2 separate regions of the Homo sapiens genome follow, and region 2 is linked to region 1. The links are chromatin loops, found by intact Hi-C in ENCODE. Cell type or tissue: psoas muscle. All regions are shown on one strand. Links, peaks and the distances in the headings refer to the core of each region. The heading gives the core; the rest is flanking DNA.

The links. A loop is a pair of places that touch in the nucleus more often than their neighbours do. Peaks named below come from ENCODE experiments on the same cell type or tissue, not always from the same donor. Only the 100,000 strongest peaks of a DNase experiment are listed, where the experiment ranks them.
Region 2: it touches region 1 in a loop (2.3-fold over the local background); 10 of 110 quality-filtered maps call a loop at or near these places.

Annotation. Positions count from the first base shown.
Region 1 is chr1:58,965,355-58,973,696 of GRCh38, reverse strand. No RefSeq gene overlaps it. Among named protein-coding and RNA genes, the nearest start is that of LINC01358, 51 kb to the left of the region's middle. RefSeq lists an enhancer at 4,956-5,115. In psoas muscle, for the core only: a CTCF peak has its summit at 4,747; DNase peaks (open chromatin) are centred at 1,816, 4,836 and 6,516; H3K4me3 peaks cover 370 bases; H3K27ac peaks cover 7,626 bases.
Region 2 is chr1:58,907,256-58,915,597 of GRCh38, reverse strand. No RefSeq gene overlaps it. Among named protein-coding and RNA genes, the nearest start is that of LINC02777, 7.3 kb to the right of the region's middle. In psoas muscle, for the core only: no CTCF peak of the experiment used is centred there; no DNase peak of the experiment used is centred there; H3K27ac peaks cover 1,970 bases.

The sequences.
Region 1 (8,342 bases), core at 66-8,065:
TGCTTCAGGATGTCACAGGGGCTCTGATTAGCTGTTTGGGTGGGGTCCTATCAGGGTGCAAATGATGAAAAGGATCACTTCCTTCTGGGGTCAGGAATTGCATGGATAATTGCATGCACCCTGATAAGACCCCACCTGAACAGCTAATCGGAGCCCCTCTGACACCCTGAAGCATGATTGGACACTTGGACAAGGGTCTGCTCTCCTTCTGAAGACAAGAAGCCAATGCAAGCCCTGATATAAATCCACTGGATACAAAAACGTCTCAACACAAGAATGTGTTAGAATCATCCTTACAATTCACTAGCCTGGGAATAGTGCAAACCAAAACCAGACAAGAACTCTGACCTCAAAGAACATCCACTCTAATGGAGAGAAAAAAAGACATCTGAATGAATGCCCATGGTAATTTAGCATAAATTAAGTGATGTGGAAAAAAAATAAAATGGGAATGAGAATGAATGTTTGTTGGTGGCGGAGGAGGACTGCTTTCCCTAGAGTGTTTAGGGAAAGTCTCTCTGAAGAGGTGACACAGAGTGAGACCTGAATGATGAGAAGCAGGCAACCATGGGGAGATCTGGGGACACTCTGCAGGCAGGAGGAACTGCAAAGGTCCTGGGACAGGCATCAGCTGGTGTATTCAAGAGACAGAAATCAGGCCATCATGGCTAGAATGGAGGGAGCCATGGGGTATATATTTAGTAGAAGACCCAGAAGGGCCCATTCACATGCTTCAGAGAATGTAGCTTTTCCTGTGTGAAGAGGATTTAAGGACAGAATGTGGAATAAGGCAGAGGTTTTACTGTCAGAGTTAAAAGGGTAGCTTTCCTGGGAGAGTCAGCTTGATGTAAAGGGGATATCCCCACTCTGCCTCTTCCCAACTGTGTGAACTTGGGCAAGTGATTTAATCTCTCTGGACCTCACCCTCCTCCTGCATACAGTGGAGATGATGATATCTGCCTCACAGACCAGAAGTGAGACTAGACAATAAGCACTGGCTCATCCCCTTCTCCTGGTAGATAGTTAAAAAAAAAAAAAAATCACCCTGGGGACCATGGGGCATCTGGCATGCTCTTGAAGCTAGTCACTAGCAAGGTTTTGACAACTTATTTCTTAACAAATAGATCATCATCTGTCCATCTCAATGAATGGTATACTGTTCAAGCAGTACCCGTACCTCTTCAGGATCTGCACAGTTAAAACTACTGGGCTGCCCTCAGGTGATGTAGGTCCATCCAAGGACCACACTTTGATTAGCAAGGATTTAGAGCCAAGGGGCTTCCATAGCACAGACAATATTGGATCCACCACCAAAAGGTTACAAATCAACAGTATGCTTTTAGTAGTTTATTACTGAATTCATTAGATAAATAAATGTTCCTACAGTGCCTACTATGCACTAGACATCATTCTGGGAAGTAGGATTTCAGTGGCAAACATTGATCAGGGCTTGTTCTCAAACAACACTTATCCTGTAGCAGACAGCCAATTAAACAAGCAATTAAGATCATCTAAGTGCAGAGCCTGGGGGTGTCCAGTGTGTTAGCTTGAGAACGTCAGGGAAGATCTCCTAGATGAAGTGACACTAAGGTGGAGAGCTGGCCCTGAGGAGGTGTGCAGGCAGAGGGAACAGCATCACCAGGGGCCAAGGCCACCCAGCCAGTCAGAGGCACAACCCTGATTTAAATCAGGTCTCTTATCTAAAGACTTGCTCTTACTAGTATCTTCCATGCTGTATGAATCAAGTCTTGCAAAAGAGCAGCTGCTAGCTGTCCTTCCCCAGCGATGTCAGAGCAGCCACTCCCGACTGGAAAGATATCTGTTCTGAGCAGAGGTCTCGGCATCACCTGACAGGCATGGCCATTACGAAATTTGCCTCCACACCAGACATGTGGCACCACAAACACCATCCAGGCATTGCTTCAAACAACCTTCCTCCCAAAGACTCCTGACTGGGAAATGTGATTGCCCTCTGATTGCTGCTAATAATAGCCTTATTTTTTTTAAGCAACAATGAACTTTGAAACTTGGGTGATGGTAGCTGGTCACATCAGCTTGGGTGAAGTTCATCAGAAAGTAAAAGTCCAGCGACCTAGAAGTTTCCAGGACTCTCTAAGAGGGAAAGATACAGAAATTCACCTGAAACAAGGACCCTCTATGTGGCAGACAGTGTACACGCCTTATTTACATTAAGTAGAGGTGACACAGACCTGGCATGAAACTTCGAATGTAGCTGTGTGACTTTGGGCAAGTCACTTAACATCTATCAATCTCAGTTTCCTCATCTATTAAATGGGAGATGGATTCCTACCTTACCTGTCTTATGTGTGATGATGTTCATAAAATGCTAAGCTCAGTGAGTGGTACATTGTCAGCACTCAGTAAGTGAGGATGGGAAATAGTCTTATTACACCCCAGAGAGGTAAGAACAGATGAGGAGACAGATGCAAAAAGGTTAAGCGATTTCTCTAGTCTCCAAAGCAGGTAAATGATAATTCAGATTTGAAGTCAAGTCTACCTTCAAATCCTAGAATCTTTCTTCAGTTCTTCATGTTCTGTTTCTTTTAGAATTATACCCTTTGCCATCTGACTTTGCTGTGCCTCCCCCTAGAGTGGGCAAATGTGTCTTCCTGTGCAGTGATATTGGGCTTGACCATTGACTTGCCCTGGGCAAAGTTATGGGGGTGGAAACAACAGCATGACAGTTCTGGGCTGAGACCTCAAGAAGCTTGATCTGTTTCTACTTATCTCTTGCTTCTGCTCCTGTCTCATGTCTCATTTACCACCATGAAAAGGGCAAGTCTGAGGTTCTTTCAGCCTGGCCCCCAGAATGAGACAAAAGAAGCAGACTCAAACTGACCCAAAGCCCTGGGCCTGCACCTTGAACCTGAGGTATCCAGCCAACTCTCAGTGAGAAAAATAAATGCTTGTAGTTGTAAGCAACTGAGTTTCGTGTGGTTTGTTACCCAGCATGATGGTGGCAATATCTGACTAATACACTGTCATAAAAAAGTACAGCCTAGCCAGGCCAGCACTGCAAGTATTTATTGAGTACCTGCTGTGTGTGACGGAAGTAAAACAGAATTTAAAATTATTTCTACCCATGAAGATGGTTTTATCATTCTTCCTATCTCTTTTGCCAAACATTGTCATGACATAGAGTGGAAAACCACAAATCTTTATTTTATTTTTTAAAAATGAAATAAATGTTTATATGTATTTATATTGTTGAAGAGAAAAGCATAGCTTCATTAAAAGATAACGAGCAATATTGAGGCACATATTTTCTAGGAACTCAGCAGTGGATATTAGATTAGCCTACTGAGAATTTGTAAGAGTTGGCTAGTCCTTAAGGGATGGGAAGGATTTAAAGAGGCTGGACATAGCCCTCCAGCCAAATCACACAGCTTTCACCTTCAGGTTTATTTGCTGGGGTGGAGAAGAATGTGACAGACCTGAGTTCAAATCTTCAGGCTGCCAGTTTCTAGCTGTGGGACCTTGAGCAAGTCATCCATCCCTGACCTTCAGATGAGCTCCCCTAGGTTTCTTTCCTGTACCTGGAAGGGCCCCCTCCAGACCTTTGTATGCCTGTAAAGTCCTACTTGACTCCTTCTCCCCCAAGAACTAAGGCTTCTCCCTCTTTTGTCCCAGCCACACCGGACTGAAATGATCTGGGCCCAAGGGTCCTCTGGGATTCTTTTCCATGCATGTGTCTTTTTCTCTTTTTTCTTGGAGGAGAACCACAGCTTTATTAATAACACTTTAAAAATTTTTATACACATACAAATGTATAATTCAAATATGACAAATATAAAAATTAGTTAATTCTAGGTGGTGGAACAAATGGTAATTTGTCAAGTTGTCTGTGCTTTGTTTTTAATATTTTTGAAACTACATGTTTACTGTAAAATAAAGCCAACTATTATATTCATTTAGAAAACAATATTCCTCTTCCTCATTCTCTCACCTGATTATCACTTTTGTTTGTTTGTTTGTTGTTTGCTTTAATTTTTTAATTTTTTTATCTTTTAAGTTCTGGGGTATAAGTGCAGGATGTGCAGGTTTGTTGCATAAGTAAATGTGTATCACAGTGGTTTGTGGTACCTATCAACCCTTCACCTAGGTGTTAACCCTAGCATGCATTAGCTCTTTTCTCTAATGCTTTCCCCACTCCCCTCCCCCAACAGGCCCCAGTGTGTGTTGTTCCCCTCCCTGTGTCCATGTGTTCTCATTGTTCAGCTCCCACTTATGAGTGAGAACATGTGGTGTTTGGTTTTCTGTTCCTGTGTTAGTTTGCTGAGGATAATGGCTTCCAGCTTCATCCATGTCCCTGCAAAGGACATAATCTCATTCCTTTTTATGGCTGCATAGTATTCCATGGTGTATATGTACCATATTTTCTTTATCTAGTCTATCATTGATGGGCATTTGGGCTGACTTTTTTCTACAGCAGCCACTGAGCTAGCTCAGAATGGGGCAGCCCCTTTAGCAACCCAGGATGCCCAGTGCCAATCTCAGTGCCTGGCATGGAATAGACTGTCAGTAAATAGTTGCTGACTTGAACTAAACTGAATGGAATTGCTCCAAATATTCACCAGGAATAAATTATTTTAAAGTACAATTTTGACATTGTTTTTAAAAACGATCTTAGAGCTAAATACATAACTAAAAAAAAAAATACATGCTGAAAAACACATCCACACAAACAAACATGTATGCAAACAAACATTTGCCAAACACAACTCTAGGAGGCTTTTGCAGACTTGTCTGCCATTTAAGGCCTGTAATTTCCCTCTTGGCTGACACTGGCTTTGGCCTGGGCCATGTTTCACAGACTCCTGGCAGGCAGCCTCGTTGGGCTTTGCTTAGCTTTTTTTTTTTTTTTTTTTTCTTTCATCAGACTTGAAACTGAAGCGACAGGACTTTCTGAAACCTTCTGTCAGCTGTAGCTGCCACGCTTCATGTAACCTCCTTACCCCTCCCAGGTTCTGTGGCTTTATAAATGTGTCTAGAGGTCCAGGAACAAGGTAGTAAACAGTGGATTCCTTCTAGAAGGAATAAAGAGGGTTCAGGAGGCACCACCCAGTCTGGGGACTGCCTGTGAACCAGGCCAGGCCCCTACTCCCCCAGAGCAGATTAGATCTGATGGTCTGGACTGCTGGCCAACTTTCAGCATGAAAAAGGTAGAGATACTGGAGAGGAAGTAAAGGAACATGAAAACAAAACCAAATGAACTCTGTTGTGCTGCTGACATGGGTAAAACTTGTATGAACCTAACTGCTGGAGGAAAGTGGGGGCAGCTGGTTTATTCTACGGAGTTCTAGTGTGAGATGCAGCTCATGTTTCTATGCCAATTTCTAATGAGCAAGCTACCCCACTTCTCTGAGCCTCATTTCCTTATCCATGAACTGGATAATATCTACCTTGCAGGGCCAATGTGAGGTTGAATGAATTCATGTTTGTAAGGAGATAAGCGCTTCATAGAAGGTTAATAAATAATAGTTTTTTTTATGGTAAAAGAGCCCCCAATCACAAAACTAGAAGACCCCATTAGAGGGATCCAGTTCCCACTCCTCCCTACACCACTTAAAGTGTAGCCTTCTCCATAGTTGCCTCTCCCAGCCCACGCTCATAGGCTCCCCCAGGGAGCCTGCTGCATCCTGGGGAAATTCTCGCTACTAGAAAGTTTTTCCTTGGGCTGAATCAAAATTGATGTCTCTGCAGCTTTCACCTATTGGGCCTTCCCCCTCAAGAACACTGAAAACAAGTCTATACCCTCCACCTCTCTGCAGTCTTCAGCATAGAGGACAGCTCTCAAGCCCTCTTTGAGGTGTCAACAGAAGTCTTGAGGCTTTAGTTAGGTATATACACATACAATATACATATATACTATATATATACACACATATATATACATATATATGTATGTATATTGTATGTGTATATGTGTATGTATATATCTATATATGTATGTGTATATGTATCCCATACATACGAAGAAAGAGAGAGTGTAAGGTATATTTATATACACTCATATGTAAGTATGTAGAGGCAACTACAAGGGCCTCTGTAGGCAAATACATGTGTACCTATCCAGGACTTGCGAGGTCCAGGAGGGCTTCTTAGAGGAGGTAATGTTTAACCTGAGTAGGCAGTGTAAAGTGCATGTGCAGTCCCACAGCTAATAGTGAGGAACCCAGCCTCAGGAGCATGCCCCTCTGCTGTAGCAGTGGGTGACAGTTGGCATCAACAAAGTGTGTGAAGCTAGATATCATTATTGTCCATTTGTAATTGTTTGTTATTATCCAAATTAACCTTTCTAGGCCCAGTTTCCTCAGTAGCCTTGGCCCATTCTTCTGACAGCATGTTTCTTGATTTGCCTCTGTAATAAACAGGGAGACCTGGGTTTGAGTCAGGCTCTGTCACTCACAAGCTGGGCAGCCACTCCTCTGGGCCTTGGTTTCCACATTGCGAGATGAGAACCTACTGCCCAGGTTGCTGGTGGATTGAATGAGGCATCTTTGGAAGGTGGCCCAGCACATGGCAGATGTTTGGCAGAAGCTTACTTTCTTTTCTAGTTTGACAAGATGATGCCGGCTGATCTGATATTAGATATTAATAGTTGATGATGGCATAATGTGTTATACCTTCTGAGCCATTTGCATTTGCCTAGAGAGTACCAGCCAGCTTAGTGATATGTCGTTGCCCAGTAAGCTTAGAACCCTGGGAGTGAGTGAGCACTGAGGCCAAGGAACTCACCCTAGAGAGGAGGAGAGGGTCTCAGGGGCTGACTGCGATAGATGCTACAACAAAGTTTGGGGCACACAAAAGGAAGGAGGAATTTCATTCAAAGTGGAGTGATTGGCAGAGGCTTCATGATGGAGGTGGCAGATGTCTCTGATGGTGGCCATGCCATAATCTCAAATAGAAACTATTGCATCAGTCTCCTAAATATCTTCCCTGGGCTGCACTCACTCTCTAGAACCTGCTCTGCTCATGAAAGATAAAACGATCTTTCTAAAATTACAAATCAGATAATGGCACTTCCCAGCCCCCAAATCTGCCATGACTTGTCTTTGTTCTTGCAATAAAATCACAACCTCCCCACCCCCATGGCCCCTGAGGCCACCTGTGATGGAGCCTGCTTCCTCTGCAGCTCTGCAGTCAAATAGGCAGGGCCTATGGGAGAAGTGCCCACATGGGACCTCTGCCTGTCTTCTTGGAAGGCACCAAGATACCAGGGGGCAAGGAGAGGGGCAGATTTGTGTTCTGCTCTTGGCGAGGGTGGAGTGTCTCTAAGGTACTTTGCAGACCCTCCGTGGAAGTACTGATCAGAATCATGGCAGGAAACAAGTCTTACACAGAAGGGCTTAGTTGAAAAGAATTTAGTAACAGGATTGTGTTTAGAGGTCAGGGCAAGGTGAAGGAAGCCAGCAAGAGAAGTTGATGCACTCCCAAGCTAGCAACAGTGGAAGGCCCGTACCTCTCTAAGGGGGAAGGGGAAGTGAAGGAATGTGTTCTGGGATGGCTGAGAGAGCTGGAGCTAAGAAAGAGAACCTGCCCACCCCTGCCCCGGGAGTTACCACCATACTGGTCACAGCCAATGCAGGGACTGCAGCAAGAAAGGAGTTCAGGAAGGAGGGAGGCATAGACCCCTGGGTTCTCTCTCCTCCCAGCCTCCTATCTCCCACCAAAGCTTCCCTTTGACCAAATCTAGCTAGAAGTTAGTGGATAAGGGAGTCTGAGTGATGTATTATAGTTCTTAGGCATTAGCTCTCTAGGGCTCAAGGCCTGCAAAGAAGGGCAGTAAAATGGATTGAATAGGAAGGACCACAAAAAGGAATTAACAACACAGCACATGTCCAAGCATCCTGCAAGGAGAATAGGAATCACTAACCCTGAGTGGGTAAACTCTTCCCCAAGAAAGAGAATGCCATTTAAGGGGAGAAGTGAGCCTGGCTGACAGGTAGCTTTCCCAGCCAGGCTGCCGTGTTCACATAGCATCCAGGTCCTGTGTTCAGTGCATCTGCCAGAATATTCCACCCAGCCACAGATATTTCATACTTTGGCCCACACAGAGTTGTGGAGGGCAAAGGAGTTGTTCTCTAATGCTGGACTTTGCCCATTTTCCCCAGGACCAAGATGTGGGCAGGTGTTCTGGGTGCCACCACTAGAGAGGCAGAGATTATTGAGATCCAATAATAAAAATAGTGAGAACAGTAACAGTGGTAACAATAATACAGGATATTATTGTTATCACTGTAACAGTCACATGAATTAAGCTTTTCCTATGTGCCCAGGAGTGTGTTCATTCTATTAAGTTATGCAATCTTCTCCCAAAC
Region 2 (8,342 bases), core at 60-8,059, 58 kb after region 1:
ATCTTGCTGAACTCACTTATTAGTTCTAGTACTACTTTTCTCTTTTCCATCAGATTTTCTTACTAGGCAATCATGGGTTTTTTTGGTTTTTGTTTTTGAGACAGGGTCTCACTCTGTCACCTAGGCTGGAGTGCAGTGTCACAATCCCTGCTCACTGCAACCTCCACCTCCCAGGTTCAAGTGATTTTCATGCCTCAGCCTACCAAGTAGCTGGGACTACAAGCACGTGCCACCACGCCCAGCTAATGTTTGTATTTTTGGTAGAGACAGGATTTCACCATGTTGGCCAGGCTAGTCTCAAACTTCTGACCTCAAGTGATCTGCCCTCCATGAGCTCCCAAAGTACTGGGATTACAGGCATGAGCCACTGCACTCAGCCCAATCATGTTTTTGAGAATAAAGAGTTTTATTTTTTTTTCCCCAATCTGGATTCCCTTTATTTCTTTTTCTTGCCTTATTGCATTGGACAAAAACTCCATTACAATGTTGAATAGAAGTGATGAGAGTAGATGTCATTGTCTTTTTCCCAATATTAGGGAGAACACACTTAGTCTTTCACCATTAAGTATAATGTTAGGTGTACATTTTTCTTATATGCTCTTTATCAAGTTGAGGAAGTTCCCTTCTAGTCTTAATTTACTTAGAGATTTTGTCAAGAATGGATGTCTCATCTATTGAGATAAGCATGATTATTATTTTTTGCCTTGTTAATAAAATAAATGTTATTAACTGATTTCTAATATTAAACAAAATTTTTATTCCTTGAATAAACTCCATTTGGGCATAGGTATTATTGTTTTCATATATTGTTGGATTCAATTTGCTAAAATTTTATTTAGAATTTTTTGATTTGTATTCATTATGGATATTGGTCTGTAGTTTTTTTGTTTGTCTTTTTTTTTTCATTTTAACATATTTGGCTTTGGTATCAGGGTAGTTATGGAATCTTAAAATAAGTTGTAAAGTATTCTCTCCTTTTCAGTTTTCAGGATGTCTGTGTCAAATTTATGTTTCTTCCTTAAGTGTTTGGTAGAATTCATCAGTGAAACCAATTGGAATTGGAATTATATTTGTGGGGAGATTTTCAACTACAAACTCAGTTTTCTTACTAGATTTAGGGCAATTCAGGTTACCTATTTCTTCTCAAGTGAGGTTTGATAGTTCGCGTCTTTCCAGGAATTTTTCCATTTTATCTAAGTTCCCAGAGGTTTCTTGATTTTTCTCAAAGAACCAGTTTTCAGTTTCACTGATTTTCTTCATTATCTTTCTATTTTCTATTATATTGACTGTCATTCTGATTTTTACCCATTTCTTTTTTCCACGCACTTTGGTTTTGATTTGCTCTTCTGTTCCTAGTTTCTTAAGGTGGAAGCTGAAGTCATTGATTTGGAACTTTCTTCTTTACTAATATAGGTGGTTAGTGCTATGAATTTTCCCTAAGTACTGTTTAGCAGCATTCCACAAATTTTAATGTATGGTATTCTGATTTTCATTCAGTTTGAAATACTTCATAATTTCCTTCTGATTTCTTCTCTGACCCATGAGTTAGTCACAAGTATGGCAGCGATGGGTATTTTTCCCTCTAATCCTTTTGTTGGGTTCTTCCCCCAGCTTTGGATAGCTTCCTCACATGTGTATGCTGACCAGAATCTTCTGTGGATCTTTGAAGCCTTCTCTCCCTGTGGCTTTATCCTCTCCAGTACTCTGTCCTGTGAATTCTGTCTACCATGGTCTCTCTGAACTCTCAGTTTCATCTCCTCTACTCCAGAAGTCTGCTGGACTCTGTCTGGGTCCCTTCCTTATGTCACAGCCTGAACACTGCCTCCAGGCAGTAAACTGAAGCAGTTGTAGGCTCACCTCATTTGTTTCCTTTATTTTAGGGATTGCTGTTCTTTATTGCCTGGTGTCCAGTGTCTTAACAGCCATTATTTCATATACTTCGGTATTTTTGGTTGTTCCAAGTGTGAAAATAATCCAGTCCCTCTTATTCATGTTGGCTGGAATCAGAAGTCAGTCTAGCTTGCATTTATGGACGTATGTATGTCATTTACTATAAAAACAGCTCTATTTTGTTTTTTGTTTGTGCTTTCTCTGCTATTTAAGATGGGTTACATTTCTATTTTAGTGGTTACCAGTTTATATATTTATAAAACATCCTTAGTTCTCTCTACTTTTTGGACACTATCTGCTAGTTCATTATAAATGATGACACAATTAGTGTGCTTATCTTCCTCCTTCTTAACAAACCCATTTCAGTCAACAACATTTTCCTTAGTGTGTCTGTTTATATGGATACTTATGTAATTAAGCTTATACTTCTATTATTTGAGTCTTCTACTTTCCCTCCTATTTTTATTGTCCCTTTAGTATAATTTCCTGGTAATAAGGGCAAAAATGTTGACTTAAACAGACATATTTCATTAGAAGTCCCAAAAGCATTGCTTTAGAATATAGAGAAATGTATCTGAGCCCTGGTTCCTCTAATTACCAGCTCTATTCTGACCTTGGGGTAGCAGCTTAACCCATCAGAGTGTCAGTCTTCTAGTCTATAAGGAAGAATAACAATACAGTTGACTGAAGAACAACATGGGGATTAGGGGCGCCAACCCCCTGCACAATTGAAAATCCACGTATAACTTTTGACTCCTCAAAAATTTAACTTCTAGTAGCCTACTTTTGACTAGAAATCTTGCCAATAATACAAACAGTCAATTAACACATATTTTGTATGTTATATGTACTATTAGTATATACTGTATTCTTACAATAAAGTAAGCTAGAGAAAAGCACATATTGCTAAGAAAATCATAAGGAAAAGAAAATATATTTACTATTCATTAAGTGGAAGTGGATCATAATAAATGTCTTCATCCTTTTTGTCTTCATGTTGAGTAGGCTGAAGGGGAGGTAGAAGGGAGGAGTTGATCTTGCTGTCTGAGATGTGCAGAGGTGGGTGAAAATCTGCATATAAATGGACCCTTGCTGTTCAAACTGTGTTGTTCAAGGATCAACTGTATCTATTTTTTAAGGTTGTCATGAGACTTACTCCATATAACACATGTAAAATGCTTAGCATAAAGCCTGATGCATAGAAAATGCATACAAAATGTTAGTTATAATTATTATTAATAGAAATAGAAATCAACAAACAAATATATATGTACTATGTACTATATACCAGGCACTGTGCTAGCCACCTTACATTCCTTGTGTAATCTTTACAATGAATCTACGGCAAATGCATTACCTCATTTTAGAGAGGAGGGAGGGAGGCCGTAAGAGGTTAAGAATATAACAAAAGTCGCTCAGCGTGCGCAGGAATGACAATGGTGAAATTAAGACCTAAATGATGTCAAGTTCAGAGCTCTTGCCACTACTCCACAGCTGCCTCTATTGTGCTGAACCTTGCTGTGCTAATGAAAGCAGCACACATACACATACACGCACATATGTGTGCTCACTTTATTCTGAGAACAAACTTGGCTTTACAGCTCAGTATGTATACAGGATACACCTGGATGAATATAACCTGCCTGTTTTTCCAAACCCTAGGTTCAGAGTCTGGCTTGCAGACAAGGTACAGATGGAAATCTTCCTGGACTCAGGCCAAGAAGAGGAGAAAGGGTGAGAAAGGCTTGCCCCATGGCCTGCAGTAGCGCTGAGTATACCCTTTAGATTAATCCTTGGAGAGTAGCTGGAGGAATGAAGCCAGTGATGTCTCTGGCTTGCCCAGTGCTTTACAGTTTACAAATTTCTTCAGCACTCACGCCCTTTTAGACTTTTCATGGCAGTATTATAGCTGAGGAAATGGGGGTTAATATCCTGCCCAAGGTCACATGTTAGTTGGTGATAGGGCCTGGACGACAATCCCAGATCTCCTGGCCACCTGTCCAGCGCATTTCTCATGATACAGTTTTGACTTTATGGATAGTATTTTCCCTTTTCTAGTTCTGTTGGGGCATGATTGTACCCCATAGATGTGTAAAAGGAAAATCAATATTTGACTGGATACTGAACGTCCTCAGCATTATGCTATGAGCTGCAACAGATAAAAAAGCTTAAAGTCTGGTCCTGGTTCTTAATATTCATTCATTTACTCATTCATTCATTCATTCATGCTAAGGATTCACTAGTACCAGGCCCTGTTAGGATCTGGGAAATACCCTTCAAGGGGCTCACTATATAATAAAGTAGACGGATTCAAAAGTCAACTGTTCTAACTCAGAAGGAGAAGAGCTAAAATACATGTATTTGGGGTGTGGTGGGTTGTACTATTGAGAGTAGTTAACTTTGCCTGTGGGATCCAGGAAGGTATCCTAGAAAGATGAGGGTGGAAAGCCTCATAGGAGCTGAGGGATAGAATCTGACACAGATGGAGGCAGAAGTGGGCCTACCAGTGAGTGGGTGTGGCTGAAGGCAGGAAGGGTAGGGCAAGGCTGGGAGTTAGGTGGGCCACATGGCCACATTGTGGAGGCCTCATGATCATGCTGAGGAGTTTAGACTCTATCCTGTGGATGATGGAAAGACATTCCAAAACATTAAAGCTAGGCAAAGTGGCTCACACCTATAATTCCAGCACTTTGGGAGGCTGAGGTAGGAGGATCATTTGAGTCCAGGAGGTCGAGACCAGCCTGGGCAACGTAAGGAGAGCCCCATCTTTACAAAAAAATTATTTTAAAAATTAGTGGGTTGTGGTGGTGCATGCTTGTAGTCCCAGCCACTCAACCACTCAAGAGGCTGAGATAGGAGGATCGACTGAGCCCAGGAGGTTGAGGCTGTAGTGAGCTATGATTCCGCCACTGTACTCCAACCTGGGCATTAGAGCAAGACCTTGTATCTAAAGAAGAAAAAGTAAAAGAAAAAAAAAGTAGTAATAATATGATCAGATTTGATTAGAAAGCTCACTGTGACACATGTGAGAAGAATGGACCAACAAGAGTGGGATCAATGAAGAAACTGGTCAAGGTGAGGCCCACAGAGCAGGGTGTGGGGGGATGGGGAGAATTGTTCTGGCTAAACCCTACTCACATTGTAAGGCTCAGCATAGACAACAGCTCAAAGAAGGACCTTTAATATGGTTAGGAGCTCCTCCCCAGGGACCCCTCTCCAATGCCCTCAAAGCAGAACCTGAGCTCACTAGTGGTTACAGCTATAGCTTTTAAGCCAACTTTATAAGCCATTGCACCTTCCTCCACTGCTAGTGAGTTGTGTGACTTTGGCCAAGTTGTTTATTCACTCTGTTGTCTTGGTTTCCTTATCTATAAGGTAAAGATACTAATATCACCTATCTCTTAGGGTTATTGTGATGATTAAGTGGTTTAATGTATATAATGCTCTTAGAACAGTGTCCAGCAGTGATTAAGCGTGCAATAAAAGTGGGCTTTTATTATCGCTACACCCATTTGCTATTGAGAAATTGTGTATTTATGGATGCACCTGACCAGCCAGGGAGCTCCTTAGGGACAGGTATCCCTGTGCCAGCAGAGGGCCTGGGACAGAGCAGGCCCTCAATAAATATTTGTTAAATAAATTGGAGATGTAGGGGAAGATACATTCAATGAATATTTAGGAATTAAATTGTGCATTGCTGGGTGATGGACAGAACATTAGGTAGAGGGTTCAGGGGGAGAATAAAATCATTCTGAGCTTTCTAAACTGGGACAAAAAGATGACGGTGATGCCATGGCTGAGACAGGGAATCTGAGAGAAGGAGTTGGTTCAGAGAGATAAGTAGCTAACCTGCCTGAGATCCAATCTTTAGAAATGGACAAAGCAGAGATTTGAACCCAGGTCTGTAAGAGTCCATGTTTCATAAACAAGTTTATGTAACCTTCATGTCTGTATGTCATTGCCTAGCACAGGGCCTAATGCAGTAAGTATTTAATAACATATGTCAAACGAGTAGGTAGATGCTTAAGTAAATGGTTCTCCTTTGTAGATGCCAGGGTATTATGGTTGCTTTTCTTTTCAATGGTAAATAGAAGTCTGTGAAGACAAGAGAAAAAGAAAAGAAAATCTCCATTAAAGATTAAAGAAAGAGGAACTAGTAATCAATATTTCAAATGAATGAACAAGAGGAGCCATCATCCTTCTTCTTCCCTTTTTCTGACACATCAGGACATTTTTTAAATGATTTCCAGCTTCATAACATACTCTTGCAAACTGCTAGGAAGGATGACTAAAACTACCCACCAGGAAGTTTTGCAAAGCCCAAGCCAAAAAAAAAAAAAAAAAGTGATATCAAGGAATCTAGGAAACAGGAAAATGCCTGGTGACAGGGAGACCAGTCATGCAGGCTCCTCTATACATGATCCCCATTTCAATCACCACCTCCTCAGAAAACAGATTTCTTAAGTCAAAGTGCTTATGGAATTGGCACCTGAGCGTTAGGGCAGGAAGAACTGTCTACATAGTGCCTATTTGAAATTAATAAGTTCTCCTTCAATACAAGTCTGGGTAGCAGAGCAGCAATAATAATAATTATTATAATGCCTATAATTTATTGAACGTTTCCCTCTAAAAACTGGTAAGTACTTTATGCACACTATTTCATTGAAACCTCGCCAAATCCTACAAGAAACATACTGTTAGCACCATATGAAAGACAGGAAAACTAAGCCTCAGAGAGGTTAAGTAACCTGACCAAGGTCACTCAGCAAGTAAGGTGATATAAACCCTTATTCATGGATAAATTTTCTCCTTGACTCCTTTGAATTTGGAGCTGTGCATGGTTTAACTTCATCCAAATAATCCTAGTTGAGGCATGGAGCTCACATTCTAACTCCAGGGATGACAAGAGTATCTCTGCTCAAATGCCTTTTGCCAGTCCAAAGAAATTTGAGAAGTGTTGTGCAAGGATCAAGAGACATGGATTCAGAGAACTGGGTTCCAGTATTGACTTTGCCACTTATTGCTTGTGAGGCTTCTGCTGAATACCTTAAATTCTTTGGGTCCCATTAGTTTCTTAGTTTTTCCTCCTTCCCTTTCAACCCTCCTGCCCAGCACACACTCTGGAATATGAAAGGATTTATCTCAATGATCTCTCAAATCTCTTAGGAAACTAATTTTTTGTTTCAATAATTGTATCTTTTCTAATAAAAATTTTCTAGTTAAAAAGGGATACAAACGTTTTAAAGAGAAACATACATGTTAAAGAAAAAGCAACACATACTTGTTAAAGGATACAAAAGAGTAGAAAGTAAAATGTTTCTTTTATACAAGTAGAGTTATTGCTAGAATTTTAAATTTAGAAAAAACTATTAAAGGCCGGGCACGGTGGCTCATGCCTGTAATCCCAGCACTTTGGGCTGAGGAGGGTGGATCACCTGAGGTCAGGAGTTCAAGACCAGCCTGACCAATATGGTGAAACCCTGTCTCTAATAAAAATACAAAAATTAGCCAGGCATGATGGCGGGCACCTGTAGTCCTAGCTAGTTGGGAGGCTGAAACAGGAGAATTGCTTGAACTCAGGAGGCAGAGGTTGCAGTGAGCTGAGATCACACCACTGCACTCCAACCTGGGTGACAGAGTGAGACTTTGTTTCAAAAAACAAAAACAAAAACAAATTTAAAAACTATTAAAGAAGGTTGATAAAGCTTTAACATTTAGCAACAACAACAAGCATGTTTGAACACTTCTTGTCACTTTCCTAAATATTTATTGACTTTCCTTTTGAAAGCATTTGTATTGCATATCCCCTTTCCAATATTCAGTGTTAAGGCTTAACAAGTCCCTAGGAACATTTTTATTCCTTTGGTGACTGAAAGTAAAATAAAGCAAAACCAAATCTTCTTGGGGAAATTTCTGTCCAAAATAATTCACTCCACAGCCTCTAGTTAAGAGCTTACTGTTCTCACGACTTGTGCAAGGAGATGCACAGAACACAATGTGGTCTAGTTGAGGGGACCCAGTGCTCAGTGGAGACAAAGCCAAAGAGGATCTGTGAGTGAATGAAGGTGAGTACCCAGTGCTGTGGGAGTGCAGATTAATTCTGTCACAGAGGAAGTGACAGAGGCTGCGTCTTGAAACGTGAACTGGAGTCCAACAGATGGCAAAACCTTGGGAAAGCAACCACTTAGACAAGCTCTTGTTTGGTTACCCAGTGCTAGAGTGACAATATAATTTATTTTCCAAATTATGGTACCTGATAATAAAAGGGGAACTATTGGCAATTATGTCAGGACAATGGGTGTAAACCAGAACCTCCTAGGTAAACCAGATGATATGGTGATTTTACTGTGTGCAAAGATTTTTATATCATGAAAAACAGGTCCCTGAATTGCATTTCATGCTTATTGAAACCTGTGACAAGATAGTATGTTAAAAATGCTCCAGAGAAGCCT